Regions from separate parts of the Homo sapiens genome. Here region 2 is linked to region 1. Evidence: read pairs that join two places in POLR2A ChIA-PET (ENCODE). Cell type or tissue: MCF 10A. All regions are shown on one strand. Each heading gives the region's core, and the rest is flanking DNA. Links, peaks and the distances in the headings are about the cores only. Region 1 holds the start of PRRT3-AS1 (PRRT3 antisense RNA 1). Region 2 has its middle 4.2 kb from the start of CIDEC.

The links. Peaks named below come from ENCODE experiments on the same cell type or tissue, not always from the same donor. Only the 100,000 strongest peaks of a DNase experiment are listed, where the experiment ranks them.
Region 2: POLR2A ChIA-PET joins it to region 1 with 12 read pairs; 30 of 35 experiments call an interaction of 5 or more read pairs at or near these places.

What each region holds. Positions count from the first base shown.
Region 1 is chr3:9,943,297-9,948,663 of GRCh38, forward strand. CRELD1 (CRELD disulfide isomerase 1) reads left to right here. Exons shown (of 11, transcript NM_001077415.3): 10 at 85-219; 11 at 1,069-2,110. The coding sequence ends at 1,283. PRRT3 (proline rich transmembrane protein 3) reads right to left here. Exons shown (of 4, transcript NM_207351.5): 4 at 2,246-4,705. The coding sequence ends at 2,931. It overlaps PRRT3-AS1 (PRRT3 antisense RNA 1), which reads left to right and starts at 4,108. Exons shown (of 4, transcript NR_046734.1): 1 at 4,108-4,308; 2 at 4,771-4,884; 3 at 5,059-5,173. RefSeq lists enhancers at 2,376-3,038, 3,701-4,362. In MCF 10A, for the core only: CTCF peaks have their summits at 3,357 and 4,008 (motif pointing right); DNase peaks (open chromatin) are centred at 3,315 and 4,045.
Region 2 is chr3:9,881,798-9,887,164 of GRCh38, forward strand. No RefSeq gene overlaps it. Among named protein-coding and RNA genes, the nearest start is that of CIDEC, 4.2 kb to the left of the region's middle. In MCF 10A, for the core only: no CTCF peak of the experiment used is centred there; a DNase peak (open chromatin) is centred at 2,854.

The DNA of each region.
Region 1 (5,367 bases), core at 207-5,206:
GGGAGTGTTGAGAGATGGACAAGATGGAGTCAGGGTGCTGGGTGGGGGGCCCTAGCAGGACTCTGACCCCTCCCTCCCCTCAAGATGTGGATGAGTGTGAGACAGAGGTGTGTCCGGGAGAGAACAAGCAGTGTGAAAACACCGAGGGCGGTTATCGCTGCATCTGTGCCGAGGGCTACAAGCAGATGGAAGGCATCTGTGTGAAGGAGCAGATCCCAGGTGAGCCCTGGGGCGGGAGAGGGGAGGTCCTCATTCAAAGAGAAGGCAGGCAAGCCCCTTCCCCAGGTAGCAGTGGCAGCTCCAGGCCCTGCCCCATCCCTACTGCCACCCAGCCCCCTGGAGGCTGCACTGAGACCGGGCTCTACATCTGATCTCCAGGTTGGCTCTCAGCAGCCTTATACCTTCCAGGGTACAAAGGGAATCAGACCTGGCATCAAATCAGTCTGCCTCCTTAACCTGTTTCCTCATCTATCCAATGGGACCAGTGTTTGCCCTGGCCTGCTGAGAGCTGTCCTAGGCCGGGGGTGTGGTGAGATGCAGGGTAATCACAACGATGATGGCAGGGACCATTTCCCCAGCAATTACTGTGTCAGATGCTGTTCTAGGTGCATTCCCCATCTTAACTGATTTAACCCCTGAAACAACCCGACGCTGGAAGTTGGGTTCTCATCCCCACTCTACATATGTAAAAATGAAGATGCAGAGAGATGAAGCTACTTTCCCAGGGCTATATGGCAAGCAAGTCGCAAAGCTGGGATCCCAATCCAGACAGTCTGACCGTGGAACGAGACTCATACACGTAATAAATGCTCTGCCCCCAACTTGTCCACCACATGGCCTTGGCAAGTCCAACCCCTTTACCTCTCTGAGCCTCACTTTCCCATTTAGTGAGACAGGGATGGTAACTGCCCCTTGCAGGGTGGTTTTGAGCAGTAAATGTAGTGTGCCTGGCTTGCTGGGCAGGCCTGGTGGCCATGATGATCAGGTGTGTGGGAGTTCTGGGGAGACTCCAAGAACTACCAGGAACAGGGATACGAGTGCCAGGCTGCATCTCTTGCTCCTCTGCAGAGTCAGCAGGCTTCTTCTCAGAGATGACAGAAGACGAGTTGGTGGTGCTGCAGCAGATGTTCTTTGGCATCATCATCTGTGCACTGGCCACGCTGGCTGCTAAGGGCGACTTGGTGTTCACCGCCATCTTCATTGGGGCTGTGGCGGCCATGACTGGCTACTGGTTGTCAGAGCGCAGTGACCGTGTGCTGGAGGGCTTCATCAAGGGCAGATAATCGCGGCCACCACCTGTAGGACCTCCTCCCACCCACGCTGCCCCCAGAGCTTGGGCTGCCCTCCTGCTGGACACTCAGGACAGCTTGGTTTATTTTTGAGAGTGGGGTAAGCACCCCTACCTGCCTTACAGAGCAGCCCAGGTACCCAGGCCCGGGCAGACAAGGCCCCTGGGGTAAAAAGTAGCCCTGAAGGTGGATACCATGAGCTCTTCACCTGGCGGGGACTGGCAGGCTTCACAATGTGTGAATTTCAAAAGTTTTTCCTTAATGGTGGCTGCTAGAGCTTTGGCCCCTGCTTAGGATTAGGTGGTCCTCACAGGGGTGGGGCCATCACAGCTCCCTCCTGCCAGCTGCATGCTGCCAGTTCCTGTTCTGTGTTCACCACATCCCCACACCCCATTGCCACTTATTTATTCATCTCAGGAAATAAAGAAAGGTCTTGGAAAGTTAAAAGGCATCAGTCTTACTACCTGTCCCACCACCCCCACCTTAGGGAAATGTCCTAGAATCCTGGGAAATTGAGGGCTTCTTTGATGGTGAGTGGAGAAAAGATAGAGGAGAAGGTTGCCCCTGAAGTGCTGTTAGGAGAAGGAGGATAGAGGAATCAGCCTTAGGAGGGTTCCATGCCAGCTGTCATTTGGCAAAGGACCCTGGACAGATGACTTTTGCCTCTGAACTTCACTCTTCTCTTTCCTCAAATGGGCTTCATAATGCTTTCCACTCAGGCTTAACATGAGAATTAAATGAGGTGACAAATGTGAAGACCTGGACAGTACACAACAGATATTCAATAAAAGTGTGGTCGCCATTATGACCAGAGCCTCCAAGCCTCAAGCAACCTTTCCTCGGAGTCCTGCTCTCCGTCCAATACACAGGACTTAGAATGACTGGGAGGCAGGGCCTCCAGTCTCTCCTTCCTCCTATGAGTACAGGATCCTGGCATGGCCAGAGGGAAGCATGAGCCAAGTCCTAAGGGTTTATTTCTTTGGCACAAAGAGGACAATCTAGACAAGCGAGGCTCATCACTCCACGTTGGGGAGTCTGGGGCACCTGCTCCCTGTTCTTCATGCCCGAATCCATGCACACCCACCCTGTATTCCGCATAAGACACGGCCTCTGTGCAAAATGCCGGCTGAAAAAAAAATAGAAATATTAAAAGCAAAAAACGGCATGGGGGTGGGGTGAGTTCAAACCTGGCTGTCCCCCGGGGGTTGCCGTCAGGTAGAGAGGCCTGGGGATGCCTTTTTTTTTTTTTTTTTTTTTTTTTTTTTTGAGACGGAGTCTCACTCTTGTCACCCAGGCTGGAGTGCAATGGCGTGGTCTCGGCTCACTGCAACCTCTGCCTCCCTGTTCAAGCAATTCTCCCGCCTCAGCCTCCCGAGTAGCTGGGACTACAGGCGTGTGCCACCTGGCTAATTTTTTTGTATTTTTAGTAGAGACGAGGGTTTCGCTATGTTCGAGACCAGGAGGCTGATCTCGAACTCCTGACCTCGTGTTCCACCCACCTCGGCCTCCCAAAGTGCTGGGATTCCTGGCGTGAGCCACCGCGCCTGGCCAGGATGCCCATTTTTTAAAGGCTCAACTGTCCCAGTAGGCCATGCCATGTGGGCATCGGGCAGGGTCCTGGCCCTGCGTCAGGACCGCTCTTCAAAGCTCGATGGTATCACTGGAGGCGCTGCGGGATTCCCCAGGCTTGCCGCGCGGCTGGACCTCTCCCTGGCCGTCCCCCTGCCGAGCGGCGGTAGAATCAGGGGCTGGGGTCGGGGCAGGCAGTAGCTGTACCGTGCTGGGCAACTCATCTAGGGGCAGACTGTCCACTGATGACAGCCCGTGGCGCCAGGGGTTCCAACTGATCTTGAGTGAACCCCTGGAGAAGCTGTCGAGGGAGCTGCCAGAAGCCGCAGCGGCTGCCCCGTCGGGTGCTTCCACTACGTGCTGTGGGACCGGCCCGCGCACGCGCACGTCGCTGAGCGACCTGCAGCGGCCGCGGAGGAGCGAGGAGCCAGCGTCGTCGAGCTCGGCTTTGGGATGGCTGCCCCGGCGCGGCCGCAGAGCGCCTCCAGGCGGCGGGGAGGCCAGGCCGCGGAGGCCGCAGCGCTGGAACACACTGTCTCGCACTAGGTGCTCGCGGAAGAGCGCGGCGTCGATGCTGCGGCTCAGGTTGATGGGCGATGGCGGCCGCAGATCCAGCTCGCTCAGCGATGGCGCCGGTCCCACACCGTTGCGGGACAGTCCCGGGCCACCCTGGGGTCCGCGACCCAACGACGCAGCCGAGCCCCAGGCGCCTGAACTGGGCGTGGCCAGCTGCCCACTCTCCGCCGGGTTGCGGATGAGGCTCTTGCTGATGTCCAAGCTGCCTGCACCAACGTTGCTGGGCCCTGCATAGCAGTTATTGGGTCGCTCCGGCACCTCGCTCTTTCCTGACGGCGCCGGGCACGCCAGACGCATCAGCTTAGCCCAGCAAGCGTGCTCCGTGGGCGGCCTGGGTCTCGCGGCAGCCACCGCGGCCAACGCCAGGGCGAGCGCCCATGTCAGCTCCAGGAGGCGCAGCCAGAAGTGGACACCCCACCAGGCCCACGAGAAGCGGCCCACGCGGCCTGGGCCCGGGTACAGCCAGAGCGCAGCCGCCAGCTGCAAGCCGCTAGCCAGCAGCCCCAGCGCGCCCGCCACAGCCAACAGCCGAGGGCCCGGGCTGGCATCCCAGCCCCGTGGGCCGTCCAGCAGGCGGCGACGGCACAGGCAGAGCGTGCCCAGAGCCACGGCCGCGCCCCAGGCGCACGACAAGCCCTGCGTCAGGAGGTTGAGCACAGACCATGTGGACAGCAGGTCTGTCGCGAGCAACCCTACACCATGCACCAGCGCCACTGCTCCCAGCAGGAGTGGGTTTTGCAGCGGTGGCGGCAGCCCCGCGCCCAGGCCGAGCAGAGTCAGGGCTGCCAGCGCCGTAAGCAGCAAGGGGAAGGGCAGGTTGTAGAGCACCAGGCCCCCGCGAACGCCCAGCCGCGCCTGCGAGCCGTAAGGGTCGGTAAGCATGTAGGCGGATCGCAGCGCCGAAGCCACGAGCACCAGCACCGCGGCCACCAATGCCAGCCGGGGCCCTGCTGGGGCGGCTGCCAGCGCAGCCAGCGCCAACAACGCGGGCAGCAGAAAGAGTACCCCCACCCCGTAGACGTGCAGCTCCCAGGAGAAGCTCAGGACCCGCCGAAGGGGGCCCCAGCGTAGCGGGGGTGCAGTGGCGTTGGCTGGGGGGCTGGAGGCTGGGGCTGAAGCCATGGAGCTGGCGGTGGGCTCCGGAGGGGGAGGCTGGCCCAGGGCTCGCTGCGTGGTGACTCGAATGAGGCCCCGGCGTGACGTCGAGGGGGCCTGGACTGGGGGTGCTGGGGGATGGCTTTGGGGGCGCCCCGGCCACTCCTCGGCTTCATCTGCAATTATAACAATATTAAAATAGCCATTTGAAAAGTGCTTTTGATTTTGTATCACCCTCTAGTGTGGTTGGCAAGTCATTTAACTTTTCCAAACAAATCTGCAAAATGGAGATAACAGCACCTGCCTCATTGCGTTGTGAAGAAGATGAAATGTTTAGCCCGGTGCCCAACACCCAGTAAGTGCTAAATGGATGTCAGCTATCATTTTCATTAATGCTACTATCAGGGAGGTAGTACCCCAGCAGTTCGACACATGGGCTGCATATTAGAATCTTCTGGAGACCAAGGAATAAGAATTTCTTGGGACGTGGCTTGGGCATTGGAATTTTTTTCTTTTTTTCTTTTGACAGGTTCTCACTCTGTCATCCAGGCTGGTGTGCAGTGGTGCAATGTGGGCTTACTGCAGCCTTGACCTCCAGGACAAGTGATCTCCCACCTCAGCCTCCGGAATAGCTGGGACTACAGGTATGCACCACCACGCCCAACTAATTTTTATATATTTTTTTTGTTCTAAACATATCCATGTTACATATTAGAACATTCTAGCCCCAAAAGGGCAAATGACTTCTCCCAGATTTCCCAGTGAGTATGAATTTATTATCCTAGGTTGTTTGAAGGAGGCCCTGGGCAACTCCTTTAAGGAGGTGATTGTCTCCATT
Region 2 (5,367 bases), core at 368-5,367, 61 kb before region 1:
ATATATACACACACACATATATATATACACATACATATCCAAAAGAAATGAAAAATATGTCTACACAAAAACTTGTATGTGAATATCCATAGGATTATTCGTAATAGCCAAAAGGTAGAAACACATGAATGTTCAATTTATAAATCGATTTTTTAAATGTGCCTATCCATACATGGCATATTATTTATCAAAAAGGATCCATACTACCACATGGAGGAACCTTGCAAACAGTACAGAAAGTAGACAAAGCCAGTCACAGGAATCATATACATATTGTATGATTCCACTTATATGAAATGTCTAGAATAGGCAAATCTATATAAAGACAAAGTAGGGCCGGGCGCGGTGGCTCACGCCTGTAATCTCAGCACTTTGGGAGGCTGAGGTGGGCGGATCACGAGGTCAGAAGATCGAGACCATCCTGGCTAACACGGTGAAACCCGGTCTCTACTAAAAATACAAAAAATTAGCCGGGCGTGGTGGCGGGCGCCTGTAGTCCCAGCTACTCGGGAGGCTGAGGCAGGAGAATGGCGTGAACCCGGGAGGCGGAGCTTGCAGTGAGCCGAGATCGCACCACTACACTCCAGCCTTGGGCGACAGAGCGAGACTCCGCCTCCAAAAAAAAAAAAAAAAAAAAAAAGACAAAATGGGTTAGTGGTTGCTTCGGGCTGGGAGTAGGGGATGGGAGGGGAATGGGGAGTGGCTGCTAATTAGTACAGGGTTTCTTTCAGGGTTTTCTTTTCTTTTTTTTTTTTTTCTTTTCTTTTTGAAACGGAGTCTCGCTCTGTCGCCCAGGCTGGAGTGCAGTGGCACCATCTCCGCTCACTGCAAGCTCCGCCCCCCAGGTTCCCGCCATTCTCCTGCCTCAGCCTCTAGAGCAGCTGGGACTACAGGCGCCCGCCACCACGCCCGGCTAATTTTTTGTATTTTTAGTAGAGACGGGGTTTCACCGTGTTAGCCAGGATGGTCTCGATCTCCTGACCTCATGACCCACCCGGCTGGGCATCCCAAAGTTCTAGGATTACAGGCAGGAGCCACCGCACCCAGCCTTTTCTTTTTCTTTTCTTTCTTTTTTTTTTTTTTGAGACAGAGCATTGCTCTGTCACTCAGGCTGGAGTGCAGTGGCACGATCTCGCCTCACTGCAAGCTCCGCCTCCCGGGTTCACGCCATTTTCCTGCCTCAGCCTCCCCAGTAGCTGGGACTACAGGTGCCTGCCACCACGCCTGGCTAATTTTTTTGTATTTTTAGTAGAGACGGGGTTTCACCGTGTTAGCCAGGATGGTCTTGATCTCCTGACCTCGTGATCTGCCTGCCTCAGCCTCCCAAAGTGCTGGGATTACAGGCGTGAGCCACCGCGCCCGGCCTTCTTCTTTTTTTTTTTTTTTTTTTTTTTTTTTTTTTTTTTGAGACAGAGTCTCGCTATGTCACCACCCAGGCTGGAGTGCAATGGCGCGATCTCAGCTTACAGCAACCTCTACCTCCCACAGGCGTGTGCCACCACACCTAGCTAATTTTTGTATTTTTAGTGACCTCTGCCTCCCGGGTTCAAGTGATTCTCCTGCCTCAGCCTCCCAAGTAGCTGGGATTACAGGCGCCTGCCACCACACCCGGCTATTTTTTGTATTTTTTAGTAGAGACGGGGGTTTCACCACGTTGGCCAGGCTGGTCTCGAACTCCTGACCTCAAGTGATCTGCCCGCCTCTGCCTCCCAAAGTGCTGGGATTACAGGCATGAACTACCACGCCCGGCCAGGTTTCCTTTTTTTTTTTTTTTTTTTTTACCTATTAATTACAAATTATTTCAGTGATGTTTGCACAACCCTGTAAATATACTAAAAATCATTGACTTGTACACTTGAGTGGGTGATGTGAATTCTATCTCAATAAAGCTGTGTTTTTTAAAAAAACATTTAACCTCATCTTTCTTTTAACACAGGGTTTTTCACACTTTGGTACATCAGAATCAGCTGGCGGGTTTGTTAAAATTCAGATTGCTAGGCCCCACCCCAGAATTTCTCACTTAGTAAGTCTGGGGTGGTGCCTAGGAATTTGCGTTACTAAAGGTTCCCAGATGATTCAGAAGCCATGGCTGCTCAGGGAGCCCACTTTGAGAACCAGTGGTCTAGCGCTAGCTGTGTGAGCTAAATTTTCTAAGCTTCAGTTTGATCCAACAACTGGGGATAAAAATAGCTCTACTGCATCTGGTTTCCATGCAGATTAAAAGAGATAATCGTGAAATGTACTTGCTACAGAGTCTAGTGCATCCTTAGAGCTCAATAAATGGAAATTATTATTATTTAGATCTAAATCCTTCCCTGGAGGGGCTCTCAGGCAACCATTCATTCATTCATTCAGGAAATATTTATTAAGCACTTACTATATGCCAGTCCTTCTGGGGCTAAGAATACAACAGGAAACAAGACAGCCTTGTCCCACACTTCAAGGAGCTGACATTCCTGAGGAAGGTGGGAACTCAGACCATGAATAAATATGCAAATAAACAAAATAATTTCAGATAATGATGTTCTGGGAAGAAAACAAAACGAGGTGATATAATAACAGCTGGAGAGTTAGATTGGCCTATGCGTTCAAGAAACGCCTCCAAGGAGGTGAGCTTTGAGGTAAATCCTGACTAAATCCTGGGGGATGATCAAGACAAAGGAAACATCATTGCAAAGGATTTGAGAAGGGAGCATGAAGAGAGAGTGAGGAGACAGGAACACATATAACTTAAACTTAAGGACAGACCAAGAGCCAGGAGAAAGGTACAAGCAAAACCCTTTAGGGAAGAGGTTCTGGAGAAAGAGTCGGGGCCCCTCCCTTCAACAGTCATGGCTCAAATATTTATTGCTCTACTGTGTACTTGATGTCCTGAGATAGATAGGCCAATAGATGACTCAGGAGAGGTCTGGCCCTGACAGAAAACCAGACACAGAAAGACGAAGATAACCACGAGCTACAGCCAGAGAGCACTGTCCAGGGATGAAGGATAAACCCGGGGATTCTTCACAGCAATTAGGAGAGGGAGACGGTTTTGGCTCCATTGGAATTTATCTATTCAACCAGCATTTCTTTCTTTTTAAATTTTTTTTCTTTTTTTTCTTTTAATAGAGATGGAGTTTTGCCATGTTGCCCAGGCTGGTCTCGAACTCCTGGGCTTAAGCGATCCTCCCGCCTCGAGCTCCCAAAGTGCTGGGATTACAGGCGTTGAAATTTTTACACTATGCCAGACACTATGAGCTGCTGGGGACATGGATGACTTAGTTCTTGTCCCTGCCTTTGGGGAATTCACATTCCAGTGAGAAAGGCAATGTCTGAGCATGGTTCTCAAACTCTGTAGTACATGAAAATCATCTGGGACACCTCGGATTGGAAAAGGACTGTGGCTACAACTCAAAATTGAGAAGCCACTAAATTTAAAAATATATTCTGCATGTTAAATTTATAACACCATGAACAAAAAGTAAAAAGACATCAAATAAACAGGGAAAATACTGTATATTCGAACTAATATCACAGACAAGAAGCTAGTCTTTCTCTTTCTCTCTCATTCTTTCCTCCCTACTCTATCTACATATAAATTAAGGCCCGGGCGCCGTGGCTCATGCCTGTGATCCCAGAACTTTGGGAGGCCGAGGCAGGCGGATCACAAGGTCAGGAGATCAAGACCATCCTGGTTAACACGGTGAAACCCCATCTCTACTAAAAAAATACAAAAAAATTAGCCGGGCGTGGTAGTGGGCACCTGTAGTCCCAGCTACTCAGGAGGCTGAGGCAGGAGAATGGCGTGAACCCGGGAGGCGGAGCTTGCAGTGATCCAAGATTGTGCCACTGCACCCCAGCCTGGGCGACAGAGCAAGACTGTCTCAAAAAAAAAAAAAAAAAAAAAAAAAGACTGAGCCAGGGGTGGTGGCTCATGCCTGTAATCCCAGCACTTTGGGAGGCCAAGGCGGGTGGATTGCCTGAGGTCAGGAGTTGGAGACCAGCCTGGCCAACATGGTGAAACCCTGTCTCTACTCAAAAAATACAAAAATTAGCCAGGCGTGGTGGCACGCTCCTGTAATCCCAGCTACTCAGGAGGCTGAGGCAGGAGAATCGCTTGAACCCAGGAGGCAGAGGTTGCAGTGAGCCGAGAATGTACCACTGCACTCCAGCCTGGGCAACAACAGTGAAACTCCATCTCAAAAAAAAAAAAAGAGTAAGGATGTTCTTTATGTTTCTTCATGATCTGGAGAAAACAGTCAAGATATATTGTTCAGTCAAAACAAGGCAGGGTCAGGGCACAGTGGCTCACACCTGTAATCCCAGCAGTCTGTGAGGCTGAGGCAGGAGTATTTCTTGAGGTCAGGAGTTCAAGACCAGCCTGGGCAACACAGTAAGACCTTGTCTCTACAAAAAATACAAAAATTAGCTGGGTGTGGTGGCACACATCCCAGCTACTCAGGAGGCTGAGGTGGGAGGGCCCCTTGAGCCTAGGAGTTCGAGGTTGTAGTGAGTTATGATTGTACCACTACACTTCAGTCTGAGCAAGACCCTGTCTCTAAAAATATAAATAAAATAAGGCAGGGTGTGGTGGCTCATGCCTGTAATCCTAGCACTTTGGGAGGCTAAGGCAGGAGGTTTGCTTGAGGCCAAGAATTTGAGACCAGCCTGGGCAATATAGCAAGACCCCCATCTCTACAAAAAATGTAAAATAAGCCAGGTATAGTGGTGCATGCCTGTAATCCAAGCTACTTGCATGGCTGAGGCAAGAAGTTCACTTGAGCCCAGGAGGTCAAGGCTCAGTGAGCCATGATGGTACCACTGCACTCCAGCCTGGGCAACAGAGCAAGACCCTGTCTCAAAAAAAAATTAATTAAATAAAAAATAAAAATATCATTCTGAGAGTCTGTAGTTTCCCCAGGCTGCCAAGGAAATTCATGGCACAAAAACAGCTATGAACCTCTGCTCTAAACAGCTATGCCTTTGCATTAGCATCCTTTCTGTATGACCATTTGCATTTTCTTTTTGAGACAGGGTCTTGCTCCGTTGCCCAGACTGGAGTGCAATGGTGTGATCATGGCTCACTGCAGCCTCAACCTGCTGGGCTCAAGTGATCCTCCATCTCAGCCTCCTGAGTAGCTGAGACTACAGACATATGCCATCCTGCCTGGCTAATTTTATTTTTAGAGATAGGTTCTTGCTATGTCGCCGAGGCTGATCTCGAGTTCCTGGACTCAAGCAATCCTCCTGCCTCAGCCTCCCAAAGTGCTGGGATTATAGGCATGAGCCACCATGCTCAGGGTCTCATCATGTTGCCCAGGCTGGCCTCAAACTCCTGAACTCAAGCAATCTTCCCACCTCAGCCTCATGAGTAGCTGGGACTAC